3 separate regions of the Mus musculus genome follow, and all the other regions are linked to region 2. A link is a loop called in an ENCODE intact Hi-C map of the cell type or tissue named here. Cell type or tissue: heart. All regions are shown on one strand. Each heading gives the region's core, and the rest is flanking DNA. Links, peaks and the distances in the headings are about the cores only.

Evidence for each region. Peaks named below come from ENCODE experiments on the same cell type or tissue, not always from the same donor. Only the 100,000 strongest peaks of a DNase experiment are listed, where the experiment ranks them.
Region 1: it touches region 2 in a loop (5-fold over the local background); 6 of 42 quality-filtered maps call a loop at or near these places.
Region 3: a loop joins it to region 2, with 3 times the contacts of the local background. A loop is called at or near these places in 5 of 42 quality-filtered maps.

Annotation. Positions count from the first base shown.
Region 1 is chrX:74,390,226-74,396,164 of GRCm38, forward strand. It overlaps Fam3a (family with sequence similarity 3, member A), which reads right to left and starts at 3,049. Exons shown (of 9, transcript NM_025473.4): 1 at 2,450-3,049; 2 at 766-879; 3 at 249-272. The coding sequence starts at 2,462. It also overlaps a transcript of Ikbkg not described here. In heart, for the core only: a CTCF peak has its summit at 3,106; a DNase peak (open chromatin) is centred at 3,016; H3K4me3 peaks cover 1,488 bases; H3K27ac peaks cover 1,331 bases.
Region 2 is chrX:74,245,578-74,251,516 of GRCm38, forward strand. It overlaps Flna (filamin, alpha), which reads right to left and starts at 957. Exons shown (of 46, transcript NM_010227.3): 1 at 487-957. The coding sequence starts at 859. In heart, for the core only: CTCF peaks have their summits at 3,204, 3,406 and 4,172 (motif pointing right); DNase peaks (open chromatin) are centred at 914, 1,324, 3,254 and 4,244; H3K4me3 peaks cover 3,749 bases; H3K27ac peaks cover 3,478 bases.
Region 3 is chrX:74,301,349-74,307,287 of GRCm38, forward strand. It overlaps Atp6ap1 (ATPase, H+ transporting, lysosomal accessory protein 1), which reads left to right. Exons shown (of 10, transcript NM_018794.4): 5 at 1-16; 6 at 588-673; 7 at 1,014-1,252; 8 at 1,874-1,921; 9 at 2,010-2,238; 10 at 2,449-3,373. The coding sequence ends at 2,658. It overlaps Gdi1 (guanosine diphosphate (GDP) dissociation inhibitor 1), which reads left to right and starts at 3,664. Exons shown (of 11, transcript NM_010273.4): 1 at 3,664-4,093; 2 at 5,231-5,338; 3 at 5,497-5,596; 4 at 5,755-5,889. The coding sequence starts at 4,049. In heart, for the core only: a CTCF peak has its summit at 3,597; DNase peaks (open chromatin) are centred at 3,683 and 3,893; H3K4me3 peaks cover 2,068 bases; H3K27ac peaks cover 1,752 bases.

The DNA.
Region 1 (5,939 bases), core at 478-5,477, 140 kb after region 2:
CCCTGCTTCATCCCAATGTCTCTTGTTTGGAATGGGAATGTTTTTTTCCTATGCCTGCCCCTTTCATCTTCTGATGGTGGCTAACTCATTTATTAGGTTTACAGCCCAGAAGCCTATGATAGTTAGTTGGGAGAGGCCAGACAGAGAATGGAGATCCTAGTGGGGCTGGCTGACAGCATGCAGGGGTGTCACAAAAGGCAGTCTGAAGTACAGGTACGGGGGGAATAGGGAAGGGACAGGAGGCTTACCTGCAGTCACTGAGTTCTCTGGGCCTGTAAGTAGAGAGTTTTTTCTGTTAGCAGGGAGGCCTCCAGGAGCCTCCAGCAGAACAACCAGGCTCAGGGACTCAGGGCCAAGTCAGGCTATACTTGGCATGTTCCCCGCTCAAGTTTCAATGATGCCCTGATATAAAACTGCCTGCTTCAGGAAAAGGATGAATTGGAATTGTAAATAGTGCTTAGGTGACTTGGCACCAGTGACAAAGTGCAAGATCCCTTGTGTGTCTCAGAGCTCAACGGAAAGTCGAAGATGATTAATAATCAATGGAGGCCTTTCCACTCCTTACTCTTACTCTATCAACTTCCACTCTATTGGTTACAATTAGGAGTGTTGTTCTCTAGGATGGTTCGTGGAAACAAGGATGCATTTGTGTTAGAAGATAGACCTAGGGCAAAAGGAAGCCTGCCATGAAGGTAATGGGAAACCCAACCACCATAACCCATATTGGGCGCCTCTATAGTGAATCAAGAGGATTCCCACACTCACTGGTGAAGAACTGCTGAATTCGAGGAAGGCCAACACCAGGACCACCTAGGAGGATGGTGACTAGGATCCAGGTGAGACCCATAATGATGATTAGGGCCACGATGCGCAGGGGGCCTGCAGGCAGGATAGACACAGAGCAGGACTATCTTAGACATCAGTGAACAAAATCTGCAATAACCCACTACCTCACATGACCAGATCTCCCCTTCTACTTGGGAACAAGTGATGGTACGATTGGGAGGTGGGGGACCAATCGATATCTACCAGACCCAAAAGAGAGGCTTGAACTTCCTCCTAGTAGACGGAAGAACGTGAGTTCAAACCTTGAGGCTGCTCTGTTTGGGTCTCCCCAGCAGGTTTGGAGGTGCCTTTTAGAACTCATGCTCTGGGAAGGTTTCATAGCACCAACCTCAGCATCTTGCCTCTGAAATTATCAGAATATTTACAGTTCACCCATCTGCTTTGCCTTTCCTCTTGTTCTGTTGGAAGCTCTATACTCCTTGTAAAGACCAGTCCTTCTACCTGCTTCAGGATCCATCAAGATATCTCCTGTCTCAGATACATTGTGCTAAGACTTCTTTCTATCTCACTTTCTCTCATATTATCAACAGGTCCTAACTTAGTAAGATAAAGATGAAACAGAGCTCCTGAAAGAAAAATCTCATTCTTTGATTCTTCATCTTCCTCTTCTCCACCAAACTCTTTAAAAATTTATATTCTGGCTTGGGATATAGCTCTGTGGTAGAGCATTTGCTCAGCATGCATAAGACCCTGGTTTCCATCCCCCAGCATACACATAAAAGTCATCTACATTGTGATTTCTATTACCTCACTCCCCAACTCTCTCCCAAAATTCTTCCAATCTAGTCGTGCTCCCATAACACCAACTAAATAACCTTCCAAACAAGACCACCTATGACTTTTATGATGTCACATTTCTGATTGTCTGACTGCTCTTTCTTGACACTTCACTACTAGATTCCAGGACAGTACTGTCTCCTGACCCCATTCTCTGGGACTCCCTTTGTTGGTTAGATTGTGTTCCATTACTCTCTCCTCAAAAGGTGTTCTTTTCCAGGCTGCCTTCTCCCATCTTCATACTGTATGGGAGATTTCACCATGCAGCAATGACACCTTACACCTCCAGCCCAGATCTGTCTTGAACTCATATCCTCCCAGCCAGTTCCTTAATGTCCAATTTGGACTTATCCACAAAGCTGCTACTTTACCAGTTTTCAAATTCTACTCTCACCCCAAACAGTCCCTCCAAGGCACATTCATGTTTGTAGTCCAGCTGACAGCAGAGCTACCACTTAGATCATACCCAACCTCAAAGGCACCTAAGTCAGTTCTCTTCTGGCTACATCTCTCTATCTCTACTATCCACTCCTCTCCATCCATTCAATCTCTGGAGATTTTATATATATATATATATATATATATCCTTAACTTATATATATTGATTATATATATTATCAACATCTATCTATATCTATCTCTCTATATAAAATCAATCCTTATAGTTTGGGAAGCTGAAGTCCTCAGAGGTGAATTTGCTCATAAAATGAGTGCTTGTGCACAGTCATCCATTAATAAATAAACAAACCAGTGACCACCCAGGCCTCTCCTAACACAGGCACTAGGACACCTGGCCTCTCTTCAGTTCGCTGTGGAAGCCACCCACCTGCCAACCTCATGTCCACTTCTCCAGCTGGGTTGAGATCTCCCGCAGGTGCACTGTTTGGGAACTGTGGGTTCTGGGGGGAATGAAACAGGAGAGAGTAGGTTTGGGGGTGGGGGCAGTGGCAAGTCTGTGCTGGGAGCGATCGGTGTTATGACTTGTTCCTCCAAACACCAGTCCAGGCTCAGTTCCTCGTGAGTGCTGGGAGAAGTCCTGCCTGGCCAGGAGAGCCTTAGGAATCCGTTGCGCCTCACAGTCTGGCTAACAGACTCCAGGACTGGAGCGTAGCAATGATTCTTCTCCACCCGGATCCCTCCGGTGCTAGGCCCGGGGCTCAGGTCGATCCGCTCGAGGCTGGTGGCAGAGATTGGGCGGGCCAAGGATGTTGTCTGGGTGTAGGGAGAAGCAGACCGGATCAGGGAGTTACCCAGTTGTCTCGCTCTGCCGGCTAGGTGAAGCAAGTGAGTCACGTAGAAAAGCTTATCAGGCACGACAATGGCCGCCCGCAGAAGGCCACAGCCCACAGGCGTCGCTCCGCCATAGGCCCATAGGCTGTGCTGTAGGTCCGCAGGTCCTCACGGAGGCTCCACCTCCAGACCGGCCTCCTCCCTCTCCTCCAGAGGCTGGGTGGGAGGTGCCGAGTGTGGCTGTGCACTCCTCTTGTGCTAAAGCTGAGCCGCCTAGCTTCCTACAGTGTCACTGCTTCAAGATGAAATCTCCTTCTAGACTTTGAGGTACTATACACTTTACAGTTCATGTTTGCTTAACTCTATGTAACCCAGGCTGTTCTCAAACTTGGAGCGATTCACCTGCTTCAGGCTCTCAAATGTTGGAATTACGGGCATAAAACACCAGAGCCCCCATTCCCACTTCCTCCACACGTCCTCTTAGGTGAGCGATCTATTTCTATATTTGATGAGCTGAAGCTCCGATTGTGACTTGATATCAGAGCTTTCATGGCTCATAAGAGGATGGATGCGGGGACACAGATAATGACTTAAGGTTGATATGTGTTCTTTAAGAGCATGGACGGTTCAGAAGCACATGCGGAGGTAAACCTGAGCCTTTGGTTGCTTTCTTTCTGCTTAGTGTTCTTTCGTGAGAGCGTTCTGTTTTATGTATCAATCAGTGAAGGGATGTTTGGAACATTGCTCCTGACCCTCATGTTTGAGCCTTTTCCCCTGACCGCCTACAGTGCCAGGGCAGCTGGGCCAGTCCTTTTAAGCTGGATCTATCTGTGTCTCAGGCAGCTGCATTCCTGTCCTTTGACCCAATGGTCTTACTTACAGGAACTCCACCCCACTTCCATAATGCTCCAAAATACAGAAAAGTTTACAGAAGCACTGTTTTGGTTAGATGATAGCGTTTTCAATTTGGTTACACTTGTAATCTCAGCACTTGGAAAGTGGAGACGGGAGAGGAGGATAAAGGGTTTAAAGCATCCTCGGCCACTTAGCAACTTTGAGGTCAGCCTTAGCTGCATGAAACCTGTCTCAGGGAATCTGATGTCTTATTCTGACCATCTCAGGCGCCAGGCATGCATGTGGTACACGTACCACATGTGGTACATGTAGGGAAACCACTTATATAAAAAAAATAAAATTTCAAAAATTGTAGGAAGCTGGAGAGATGACTCAGTGGTTAAGGGCACATACTGTTCTTGCAGGATACCCGGGCTGGATTCCTTACACTCACATAAGGCAGCTCACAACCGCTTCAGGGGATCTGGCACCTCTCTGATCTCTTCCTCCTCTTCCTCCTCCTCCTCCTCCACACACACACACAAATAATAATTAATTTTTAAAATAAAACATTAAGTAAAGATAAAATAGTAACAGCAACAACAACAAAATGAATATTAAAAAAAAAAGAATACAGTAGTTTCCATATTGACTGAGTACTTCCTCATAGGCACTCTCCAATGCTTGTGGTCAAGGGCATCTGTAGACCAGGCTGGCCTCAAATGTACAGAATGATGGAATTAAATGCCTTCTGAATGATGGAATTAAAGGCGTATGCTAACACACCCAGTCCTGCTACATATTTTTTGAGATGGGAATTTCGTATATTCTTTAACTCACTATGTTTCCAAGGATGTCCTTGGACCTCTTGCTTATACCTACTTAGTTCTGGGATTATAGGTGGAGATCCAGGTCTTTTATGACTCATGGGACAAACTTTCAGTCTATTTTCTCCAGGACTTTGTGTGTGTGTGTTCTGAAAATTAAATTTATGGCTTTTGACATACATATGCCTTATGGCTGACACAAAACCTCAGCCCTTTATCATTTAAAATGGACAATTAAAGCTAGGGATGGTGGCACATGCCTTTAATCCCAGTATTCTGGAGACAGGGGCAGGTGAATCTCTGTGAGTTTGAGGCTAGCCTGGTCTACAGAGTGAGTTCTAGGACAACCAGGGCTACATAGAAAAACCCTGTCTTGGAAAAAATACAATTAAATGGTTAAATTATATTCACATATATATATATGAATGAGATGCATAAGCTGGGGCATTCAAGTCTTGGCATTACATGATAGGCAGTAAAGGAATGCTATCCTTCAAAACTGATGTTTGTTTGATACATCTGGAAAAGGATCTTTTTGACCTGGGGAGAAATAACTCATTCTGTAATCAGAGGCTAGTGTATTTTTACAAGCTGGCCATAGCTGTCTGGGAACACTCGGTTGCCTCTTTCTGATAGCTCAAGAATGGGAGCCTTATCACTTCAAGGGCATTAATTTTCTGCCTCCTTCAAAGGTAGGGGACATCTGCACCAAGGTGGGAGTGCTGGCTGTTTAACTTGGCATGGGGACTAGGGAGTGAGAGACTCAGCGCACAGAGACAAGGGTGGGTTACCTTGTGTCTCTTCACTATGACACCTGTATCTGCACACATGCACACTAACTTTAAATACATGTAATGAAATCAGAGTGAAGTGAACACAAAAAGGCTCACACTTACTGTGCATGCAAAGATAACCTTGAACTCCATGTTCTCCTGTCTCTGTTTCTTTTTATTTATTTATTTATTTATTTATTTATTTATTGTATACACTGTAGCTGTCTTCAGACACTCCAGAACAGGGCACCAGATCTCATTACGGATGGTTGTGAGCCACCATGTGGTTGCTGGGATTTGAACTCAGAACCTTTGGAAGAGCAGTCGGCGCTCTTAACCGCTGAGCCATCTCTCCAGCCCCCCTGTCTCTGTTTCTTAAATGCTGGGATTATAGGATATGACAGCATATCTGGCTCTAGTCCACATTTTCAACATTTGACAGATAAATTTTATTAATTTTTAAATTTTAAATTTATTTTATTTGTTTTATTTTATGTGCATGGCTGTTTTGCCTGCGTGTATGTCTGTGCACCACGTCTATACTTGGTGCTTTTGGAGGCCAGAAGAAGGTGTTGCATTCCCTCGAGCTGGAGTTACAGATGTTTCTGAGCTGTTATGTGGGTGCTGGGAACTGAGCCTGGGTCCTCTGAAA
Region 2 (5,939 bases), core at 603-5,602:
GGAAGCATGTTCCAGGGCAAGAAGTTGAGGGAGTCCTACATAAATAGGAGAACAAGCTACAACCTTCACTTTAGAACTGCAGAGGCAGCCAAATGCTAGAAGGGTACTTTTAAAATTGTTGTAGGTGGAAAGCATGGGTATCCCAGGGATGGGGTGCGGCTCTCAGAGGCAGAAGCCTAGTCTGTGCCTGTCCCACCTCGGGTGCAGCGTTGGGGGCGCGGCCTACAGAGGATGTGAGCTCAGCCTGGGAGCAGGCCAGCAAGGCGCTGCGGGCGGGGGCGCGTAGCGGTTCGCATGCTCGCCAGGCCAGCCTTTTGTTCTCGAGGACCTCAAAGAACAAGGCGGCTAAGGGGCCTAGTGGTAGCCTTGGTTGTGTGCAGCAGCTAGGGAAGACAACTAGGAGAGACTCTAGAGGAGAAGAAAGGAAGAATTTGTTGCGACCACGCCCGCACCCACTCAGCGCCCCAGTGTAGCCCGTGCCCTCACCTATGGACACGAGCTTGATGCTCTCACGGTCCAGGAATTCAAGCGCCACCGACACATTTTCGAGCTGCATCTGGCGGAAAGTGGGTCTTTGGTTGTGCTTGCGGTGCATTTTCTTCTGGCTGAGTACCTCGAGCAGCGCGATGAGCCGCAACCCATCGCTCAGGTCCGTCTGCAGATTGGCGATGCGCTTGCTTACGCACTTAAGGTGCTCATTGCACCAGCGGGTGAATGTGTTCTGCTGAATTTTCTTCCACGGTGCATCTTCTGCTAGGTCTTTTTCGGTAGCCGGCATCTCCGCGTCCCGTGAATCGATACTGCCTCCCGGAGACGCAACCGCCGCACTCTGGCCACAGCGGGAGTGAGAGCTACTCATTTTGAGGCGCGAGGAACGGAGGGGCGGTGCTGCAGCTTCGCCGATGGGACGGCCCTTTAATTAAAGCAGTAGGCACCTCCGAGCATGAACGACGAGGCACAGAACAGAGGTTGCACTGCGGAAAGAGCGAGCCCTTTAAATGTATGCGAAAGGCGGAGCCAGAGGCAAAGTTTCCTTGGGGGCGGAGCCTCTGGGTGGGGCTTCTGGGCCGCGCCCGCCCCACCTCGCCCCTCCCGTTGGAATGCCCCACAACGCCCCCCGCCCCCATCCCCCGAAGCTGCCTCTGCACTCCGCCAAAAGCAACTCAGCCCCGCTGCTTCAGAAAGGGTCTTTGAGCCCCAAAGAGCACAAAAAGGTCTGGCAACATCCGCTACAGTACTACAGGAAACGGACCCCAGATCTAGGAACGCTTGAGCAATTCTGTCACAGAATTGCTCAGCTCCAGCAGGCACACCCTTACAAGGGACTTTCTTTCCCCAAGGTCCCTGCAGAAGGCGGAGCGAATAATGTCCCGGTATCACTTGGGCTCCGCCCTGACCCTGTACCCTCTTCTACATTCTCTATTCTTCCCGAGCTTAGGGTTCTCAGCCACAGTGTGATCCACAGCAGAGTAAAGCAATCCTGTGAGCGAACCCTTCCAGAGCGCCTAACGCTGCTGAGAGCTCTTTGTATGCTGTCAGACAGGGCTCTCATCACCTAACATAGACACCCACAGAGCCCTGGCACTCCCTACCCATCTCCTTTGGTCTTCCCAGTCTCCATGACCCTGGCCTGCACACCTGCACAGGCCCATTCCCACCGTCGTCTTCTCTACTGCCTAGTTCCATCCGCGAGGAAATGGGGCCAGCACTGGGCCAAGTGGCCACCAGCACTACAGGATCAAGCAGCTTTCCAAAGGTCCAGGGTATGCCAATGCACACAATCAGAGGGCGCCTGCCTGCCTGCCTGCCTGCCTGCCCTGTGATGCATGTAGATCTGTACACCTTGTACCTGCCATACTCACTGTTCTACCTTGGGCCCTGAGGAATTCTGGGGGGAGAGGTCTTCTCTGGCTGAACAGTCCCAAGCCTTGCTGTGACCCTAGAGATGTGGAGGGGCTCAGGGAGAGGGTCCCAGATTACTGAAGAAAGGAGAGTCACCAGACATCAAGGCTTGCTAAGGAGCCTGAGTGTGTTCCCTAAGTAGTGTGAAGCTACTCACTAAAAGTTAATTTAATGATAGATATTCTCTGGAGATAGTGATGAGGATGCTGTGCTGGGACAGAAAGGAGCGAAGATACAGAAAAAGAAAACTGTAGGGGATACTCCCAACCATCCTCTTTAGTTAAGGGGATTCATCTTACCTATGTCTTTCCCGTGGTAGACTTTTCCATCTACTTACTCTGTACTTCAAGCCTCTCCAGAATGTTAAATTGTTTTTCCAGAAAGACAGGCTTCTGTCCCTACTTCTCAATTCTAAGACCAGTGGCCGCCGGGGCTGGAGAGATGGCTCTGTGGTTAAGAGCAGTGGCTGCTCTTTCAGAGGACCCAGATTCAATTCCCAGCACCCATATGAAAGCTTACAACTGTCTGTAACTCTAGCTCCAGGGAATATGACACCTTCACACAGACATGAATGCAGGCAAAATTATGCACATAAAATTAATTAGATAGATAGATAGATAGATAGATAGATAGATAGATAAAGACCAGTGGCTGAAAGAGGCCTTGGGTTGACCAACATGTCATGCCCAAATATGGTTGACTCTCCCACAGCCTGGAGTGTCTTCATTGCCTGTGGTAGGGCTATGATAGGGCTTTGATCACAATGGGCAGAACCTTTCAGCATAGTCATCTTGAGATTGTCTATGATATCGCCAGTCAAATAACATTTTCAGTACAGAATCCCTCCCCCCCATTCTACCTCCAGTCACCTGCATAAATATCTGCACCAAGTGAGCCAAAGGTTGAGTTGGGGGACATGATGGCAGAACTGTGCAGGGATAACCCAAATGGAAACTTCCAGCCATGTTATTCAAGACACAATTAGGGTAATATTTTTGGTCCCCCTGATCTACTGGAGAGCAAAGCCCCATGTACGGAATTGCATTAATACATGATTTTTCATTCAATGCCATTTGGCTGGATCACATGAGTTCATTAATGTACAGAGAACAAGGAAAACTGAATCATAGTAATAGAGCACAAAGAACTTGAGTTTCCTAGCTTCCAGCCCTATGATTTGGCTATTTAGGGGGAAAAGAGGAAATGGGGGGGGGTGTCCTAGCCTTAGAGTGCACAAGTGCCACCACCAGATGTCGCTCCATCCCAAAGATCCAGATGAGGCAGCCCCAGGAAGCCAAAATCCAGCTCTTTCATATTTTCCCTTATTTGGAGTAGATTCTTGGATGGTAGACACACCCCGCCCACCTCCCCACCCCACTCCTCTCAGACCCCAGACCAGGCCCTCCCACAGGGAACTATAGGCCCAAGCCCACCAGCTATACTGGGATCCTGAAGAGCTATTTCTAGACCTGTGTAGCCAGGGGGCGCCAGGAGGGAAGGAAACAGAAAATCCCCAAAGTGAGACCAGTTCCCTTAAAGCAAATCCAGGTGTGGCAGAAGAGAACAGTGATTTCCTGAGCTCACACCTTGGCCAAACTGGAGCTGCAATTGACTGCGGGTGGATTCCACCCACTTTTTCTGGCCCCAGTCTGACTTTGGTATCTAGGAATGCTGATGCTTATGTCCTGGCCGTCAATGACATAAGCATAACCAACCTGAGACAGGACCCAAAACCCAGACTGAAAAATCTAGTTGGCCATGCCCCTGCCACAGCCCTGGAATCAGCTCCCCATAGCCAAACCAGCAGAGGACTCTTGTATCCACCCTTGTTTCATCTCTCTTGTGTCCACGTTTGACACTGACTAAAAAGTGTCCTTCCAAGTTGTCACTCACCCTTATCCTAATCAGGGTACTAGTCTTAAAAGACCTTTCCGGGATAGGTACACAATGACCAGTTTATGGGCACCCATGCCTGTACCCATCTCTTGCCAAACGCTCAGATACTAGCCCCCTTTTCAAGGACTCCCCCCATAGGCTCGAGTTCCTGGATTCCTGGACATAGACACAATAAGTTTGTGGTAAACTATGCAAGGCTATCTCTGGACACCAACGCAATGCCTGGGACCTGAGTCCACACCCAACCTGCTCCTGGTCTTGGCCTCTCGCTTTCCAGACCTCTTCCCAGCTCAGGAGCCTTGCATCCACTATCTGGAGACTATCTGGCGTGGAGCTGACCACAGAGCCCTCACCTGCTGTCCCTCTAACCGCCGGGTGGCGCCCAGCTCTTCGCGCCCGCGCCGGAAGCCTCAGAGCTCCACTGGCGTCCGCTGCGCGCTGCGCGCCTCCACGCGAATGAGCCGCTGCCTCCCGCCTTCTTGTTAGCTGCATCCCCGCCCCACGCCCGCCCCGCGCCCGGCCCGGCAAGAAAGCCTTAATTGGTAAAAATCGCCCGGGAGCTGGGGGCAGGGAGTGGGTGCGGGGCTCGCCACGAGCTCAAGTGCCCCGCTCAAGTGCTAGCGACGCCGCGCCCCCCGCCCCCCCAATGAGCTCAGCGCTCTGTGAAGGCTGCCAGGCTTCAAGGGAGTAGGGCTCACCTCCAGAGCAGGGTCTGCAAACCCTATGTTTAGGACCAACCTTTATGAGGCTAGATGAGTGTAGGGGAGCCAAGTGTTTCCTGGTTAGAAAGGAGGCTCTGTTCCAAGGCCACCTATTCTGAGGAGTTCCCCACAGTCACAGCCTTCTGTCTCTGAGCAAGCCTGGGTTGGCCGCACAAGTCAGATCTTGCTCCATGGGATGAGAGATAACAGGTAATTGTAGTGAGCACAAACTACTCCTAAGACCCCAGTAGGTCCCTGAGCCCTGTGATGACACCCCCACCCCCACCTTCAGCTATCATTGATTTGGCCCCTGTTAGGTACCTGGGAACAAACAGAAGAAATATACTGAATTCTCAAAGCAATCAAATGCAGTCCCAAAGCCTGGGAATGTGCAATGTGGTACAAAGAGCCAAATATCTGTGAACTTAGTGGACATAGCCATTACCTAATATTGTCAAGCTCTCTCTTCCTCTTCTACATGGCCATTTCCTGGTAGCTTTAGATTCAACTCAAATGTCACTTTCTAGGGGAAGGCCAAATAAAGAAATTACATTTCAACATTCAGTTATTTTATTTTTTCCCTACAACCCCAATTGAGCTATGTTTGCATCATGCCTGTGTACACAGTAAGAAGAAAGAGTGAGGAAGGGAAGGAAGGGCAAGCTACAAGAGAAGAAAGAAGAGAAGGGGAGGGAAGGAAGGAAGGAAGGAAGGAATAGGAAAGAATAGGCAGTGGTAGTACAAGCCTTTAATCCCAGCACTCTAGAGGCGGACAGGAGAATCTCTGTGAGTCTGAGGCCAGCCTGGTCTACAGAGTGAGTTCCAGGACAGCCAGTGCTACATAGAAAAACCCTGTCTCTAAAACAAACAATAACAAAGATGGAAAGAAGAGTGAGGGAGGGAGTTTGACCACATTTGCAGAGTCAATTTGGTGATCTGTAGTTTAACTTGAAGAGCAAAGCACTGGGGTCCTTTCCAGGGAGCATGCATGCCTTTCTAACTTTGTCGGCTCTGCTGGCAATGACATTTCACATTCTGGCCTCCAAATAGAACTAAGGTCTCTTACTTTCTGTCTAGTAGGAAACCTCTACTAGAGAGACAAATGGATTATCATTGTTTGCTAAATTAGTGGCCTGATTTCAGGTTCATGAGGTAGCTGCACCAGAGTTCATGAAAATGACTGTCCTTTTAGAGGAGAAACCCATTTACCCACAGACATAGTAACCAGATCAATGAGTAGGAAGATGGTAGGAGCATGGGTGAGGTGGTGAATATGTAGTTGTATTTCAGGACACCCTCCACCCCCCAAACACATTGCATTAGAACTCTCTTTATTGCCCCTCTCAGTGCACACACACTGAAAACACAAGAAGTTGGTGTACCGAACTCCTTTCAAGTCTATAATCTATGAAGATTAATTTTAGGATTAACTGTTCCTTG
Region 3 (5,939 bases), core at 478-5,477, 56 kb after region 2:
GTCCTCACAGGTAACGGTGAGTGTGTTACTGGAAAATTTATGTCCCCATTTTGCCCTTGGGCCAGGAAAATAGAACTGGTTTCTCCTTACCACAAGGTTGTCCCCGTTTCTCAGAGTGGCTGACAGCTGAGCAAGTACATCGTGGCTGGCTGCTTGGCCATGTTCTTCTGTAGTCAGCCCCACCTGACAGAGATATCCAAGTGCCTTATGACCCCCTGTGCAAGAGCTCCAAAATCTAGTTTTTGTACAAGTACAATGAATCTCTGTATTTAATAGACCAGTAACATTATGCAAAGTACTTCTTTGTGGTAAAGGACAGTCCCATCTGCTGTGTAGATTTTGAGTTCTCTGTATCACTATATGTTCTGTTTACTTAGGTTTAGCTTGCCATCAGAGAGCTACAATTGTCCCCAGAGAGACTGGCAGAGTATGTAGAAGGAGAAATACCTGTTTTTTAGAGGTCCTCAGTGGAAACTAACAGCACTGAATTCTCATAGTCTAGAAGGTCTCTGAATCAGACAATGGGTAGTATTTCTCTAAGCAAGCTACCTAGTGACTTGGCTCTCTGTTCTCTTGTCACTCTTCAGATGAGGTCATCGGACAGGTACTGAGCACACTCAAGTCTGAAGATGTCCCTTACACCGCAGCTCTTACTGCAGTCCGCCCTTCTAGAGTATGTACTCTTCTAGCAGGGGCCCTGGGGAATGAGGGTGTGAGGCAATGTGGTGAGTGTGACTAGAGATGAAGGGGTATGTCACAGGCAGGATCTCTCAGGAGGCTTCAGTTTGGGGGATTAATGGACAGAGGATTGCTTCCTCCATCCATGGTGCCTTTTTTCATTTTGCTTATGAGCCACTTTGGGCAGTGTGATTGTTAGTTTAGGGAGATGGAATATCAGGTCTAGGGACTTTCAGATGGTATACAGGGTAACCAGTGGGGAAGGAATACCAGTCCAGTGGATTAGGTTTTGTTTTTAGGGCTGTTGAGAGAAGGCTTGTTGGATGTTTCTACAGGTGGCCCGTGATATAACCATGGTGGCTGGGGGTCTAGGTCGCCAGCTGCTTCAGACTCAGGTGGCATCTCCTGCGATCCATCCTCCTGTGAGTTACAATGACACTGCCCCAAGGATCCTGTTTTGGGCACAAAACTTCTCTGTGGCATACAAAGACGAGTGGAAAGACTTGACCTCCCTCACCTTTGGTGTGGAGAATCTTAACTTGACCGGCTCCTTCTGGAATGACTCCTTTGCCATGTAAGGGTTATAGGAAGAGAAGGAAGGGCTATCCTATCACACATGGTCTTCCTGTCACTGTGAGCTCAGTACAGGACAAGGATGTGGGATTATGTTTGTGTGGTATGTTCACCAAGGACATAGATGTCACAGTATCGCAGGGTGATATTGCTGGGAGGTTACTGGTGAGGGAGCCTCTTAAGAGTTTGGCCTTCTCATGTTTTTTTAGGTATTGGTTGTTGGGTCCTGAGCTTTTATTACCACATAGTCCCTTGGGATCCTGGACCGTTTTTGAACCCAACCCCTGGGACTGCATGTAGGCAAATATCAAACCAACTGTTAAAACCAGTCCTAGGTTTCCTACCCTTGAAACCTCAGCAGGCAGCTGAATAACCCCAAGAAGGAGGCCTAGGAACCAGAGGAAGGAATCCTAAGTTGGAGATGTGAAACCTAATTGTTTCACAACTGCTCCTGATTTGCTTATGACTGGAACTTTACTTTTCCCATATGGTAAATGGGGACACTGTATTGGCAGGTGACTATAAGGATGGATCTAGGGCAGCTTAGGTTGGAGCCAACCTGATGAGGACCTTCTTAAGATCCTTCTAGAGCCTGACAGTACTCCTCTGCCTTGTTCCATAGGCTTTCACTGACCTATGAGCCACTCTTTGGTGCAACAGTGACATTCAAGTAAGTTCTGTTGGCTGAAGTTTGTCAGGGCTGGCGTGTCTTCACTCTGTTCTGTTCATCTGACATCTCTGCATCCCCTGCCTCCCAGGTTCATTCTGGCTAGTCGCTTCTATCCAGTGTCTGCCCGATATTGGTTTGCCATGGAACGACTTGAAATCCACAGCAATGGCTCTGTTGCCCATTTCAATGTTTCCCAAGTCACAGGACCTAGCATCTATTCTTTCCACTGTGAGTACGTCAGCAGTGTGAGCAAGAAAGGCAATCTCCTTGTGACCAACGTGCCCTCAGTCTGGCAGATGACTCTTCATAACTTCCAGGTATTGAAAGGGTGATGGGCCCCAAGCTGGTGGCAGTAAGGGGAGGGAAGAAGGGCCCAGAGAATCTCAGTATGGTTTGAGCATGTAGCTGAGAGTTCCAGCCTTGTGCAGTCTCTGAAGGTATAGATTATTCATTGATTCCAGAATCCCAGCTCTTACTGTGTGTGGAACCTTGTGGAACCATCTGATCCATGTCAATGTGTCTCCTAGATCCAGGCCTTCAATGTGACTGGTGAACAGTTCTCCTATGCTAGCGACTGTGCTGGTTTCTTCTCTCCGGGCATCTGGATGGGTCTGCTCACCACCCTCTTCATGCTTTTCATATTCACCTATGGTCTGCACATGATACTCAGCCTAAAGACCATGGATCGCTTTGATGACCACAAGGGCCCCACCATCACTTTGACCCAGATTGTGTGACATACACCTGAGAGGAATTGAGGGAGTATTGGTGTCTAGGTTGTCATGTTTCTGTTTTGTGACACAGTGGATGGAAAGGTTTGTCCTCTTCCTACTATAGCATGAACCCTACATACGCCACCCTCAGTCTCTCTTGCTTCCTCTTTAACCCGGAGAGGGACTCCCCTGTGGCTATCCCCCATCTCTACCAACAAAGTGTATTCTTCATAGATATTAGATAAATCTTCCAGGCTTCATCATCAAGAGGGGAAGGGACCTTAATTCTAGGGTCTCCCCTTTACCCTCTCTCCTTATTTATTCTTGCCCCTCTGCTATTATTCCTTGCTGTTTATAGTGCTTTTGTGTAGTAAATGCTCACTCCCCAAGCTTTATGGAGCTTCCAGCAACAGCCATGAACTTGAGGTTCCTTGAATTTGCGAGGTGTGGAAAGACTACTTGACTGTCTGTCCAGCTTAGCTGTTATGTTTTTTGGGGGGGAGGGGTGATGTGTTAAGAGTGAGTGGTACACTGGGGTTTATTTCTGTGGCCTGGGAAGGAAGAAACCATCACGAGGATTGGTGAACAAAGTGTGCTCACTGGGTTTCTGGATTATTCCCATAAAGACTGCCTGTCAAGAGGCCGGAGGTGTGTGTGGGGGGTTGCTCTGTTGTTTCCTTCCTAATAAAATAAAGACGTGTTGCCTTGTGTTGGGCTTCGTGTCACTCATTTCTGCACTGAACAGTAGATTTTTTTTTCTTGACTGAAGGGAAGAAGTGCTCAGATGTAGTCCAGTCATGCAAGAGGTGAGAGAGGAAGGGTGGGAGGGTCTTCAGTAAGCTGATACTCTTAACAAACCTACTTAGAGTAGAGGCTTGTTACTTTTCCTGGCCTTGGGAGGAATCCTGACAATGGTAGCTCCGCTACTGTGCAACAACACACAGCAGGGCTTCCATACCTTGTGTTTCTCCCAGGGGGCGGTACGGGAGCGCGCGGGGCGGGGCGGGGCGCGCGCGGCTCCCGCGCAAGGATCTTTCGGAGGACTCAGCACCTGCTGCCGGCCTGCCCCGCCCCGTATTTTTCTGGGCTCACGAAGAGCCCCGATAACCCCTGCAGTCATTCTGGTGCTGGGACCCAGGTGACAGAAGCCCTCCCAGAAAACAAGCAAGGAAATGATGACTGGTTGGGCGGGGCGGGGCCAGCGGAGAGAGAGAGGGACTCATTAACGCTGCGTAGGGATCAGGAGACAACCGACAGACGCCATCTTTGGTTCAGTGCGGCGGCAGTGACAGAAGCAGCGGCAGGGGCAGCAGCAGCAGCGGCAGTAGCAGCAGTAGCAATAGTAGAGGTAGTGGTAGCGGCTGCTGTGGTGAAGGAGGAGGAGCAGAGCGGACGCTGGTACCAAGGCCTGATCATGGATGAGGAATACGATGTGATTGTGCTGGGGACAGGTCTTACCGTAAGTGCCACTTCAGGCTCTCATAGCCCTGCATCATGCCATCCCTCCCCACCCCACGCCATCCCTCCCCACCCCACTCCATCCCGCATTGATGCAGAGTCCGGTATCCGATCCATCCTCCCATCATCCTAGCTCCAGCCCTGGGAAAACCAACCCCATGCCCAACCCACTACCTCACCCTAGGATGTCGATTCCAGTTCCCAATTCTCTGTAGAGGGCCCCACTTTGTCCTGTGTTCCTGCACTCTAGTACTTAACCTCAGACCCCTATTCTTCCCTATCTCTATCACCGAGGTGGAAAACTCACCCCCCCACACACACAGTGGAACCATTGCACCCAGCCCCCACCCTTTGCCTGAACTCATCACCTGCTCCAAGGCCTTGATTAGCATCCCTTACCATCTTGTGATCAAACTAGGGGATGGAATATGAAGATGGGTATGGGGACATTACAAGGGTGGGCCCTCATCATGCTTTTCTGCTTTTTGGGATGGGATAGGAAACCCATGGAATGTTCCAGAGACAGCAGGAGTGTGTGTGTGGGGGGTGTGGGGGGGGGGTAGTGACCACTTTACCTCTGCCCCAACTTGGTTTCCCATGGAGATCTCAGACTGAATATATATCCTCAGCCTTTGTCCTTGGGTTAGTGACTGACTGGTGAGGGTGTTTGTCTCTTCCCTGCCCCCGCCCCCCCCAACCCCCACCCCCGGCCTAAATCTTTTTAGTTTGAACCCTGAGTCTAGACCAGTGGATAGGGCCAGAAGAGAGTCAGGGGCTCCTGCCCTTTGAAGGAGGAGCAGGGTGGGGCCTGGGATTTCAAGGACTTGGCCTTCTCTTTCAAAGGTCCTTTGAATTGGTTCTTCTTGTAGACTCATTGTCTTTTTGTGGGCTCAGAGAAGTAGATACTTCTCTTGGCTTGTTGATGCTGGAAGACTTGGAAGCTGAAAGCTCTGCCCCCCAAACCTCCTTTAATGCTCCAGTAGTTTACTCAGCAGGGTTGTAAAGGAAACATCATATGAAGCCATCTTCTCCTCCCCAGTTTTAGGCACTGAAAAGAGCTGCATTATAAAATTGGTGGTGGGCATGAAGCAAGTTGGAGGGTTATGGGGTATAGCTGCAAATGTCACTCCTTCCCCAGGAATGCATCCTGTCTGGCATCATGTCTGTGAATGGAAAGAAGGTGCTGCACATGGACCGAAACCCCTACTATGGGGGTGAGAGCTCTTCCATCACACCCCTGGAGGAGGTAAGATTTCTTATTCTTAGACCTGGGCTTAGACCCAGATCCTTGTTAGTCTTCCACATAGGTATAAGGGGGCGAAGTAATTCTCAGGTACTGGGCAGGAGAGTGGGAAAGGGCGACAGGTCCTTGACATTTTTCTTTCTTTCCTGTCCTGCTTACAGCTATATAAGCGCTTTCAGATACTGGAAGGGCCCCCTGAATCAATGGGCCGGGGCCGAGACTGGAATGTTGACTTGATCCCCAAATTCCTCATGGCCAATGGTGAGAGAGATTAAAAAGATGCTGTATATGGTTTTGGGGGTGGTGAGTGGGAAGACGGAGTGGGGAGAGATTGGTCAATCTCAAGAATATGGTCAGTCAGACTACTGAGAGTTTTTGAAGGAAAACACAACAATGTCCCTTATTTCCTCTGGACACAGGTCAGCTGGTAAAGATGCTACTATATACAGAAGTGACTCGATATCTGGACTTCAAGGTGGTAGAGGGCAGCTTTGTATATAAGGGGGGCAAGATCTACAAAGTGCCATCCACCGAGACTGAGGCCTTGGCTTCTAGTGAGTATGAGTCTCCTTAACCAGAGAATAATGGGGCTGGATGAGACAGA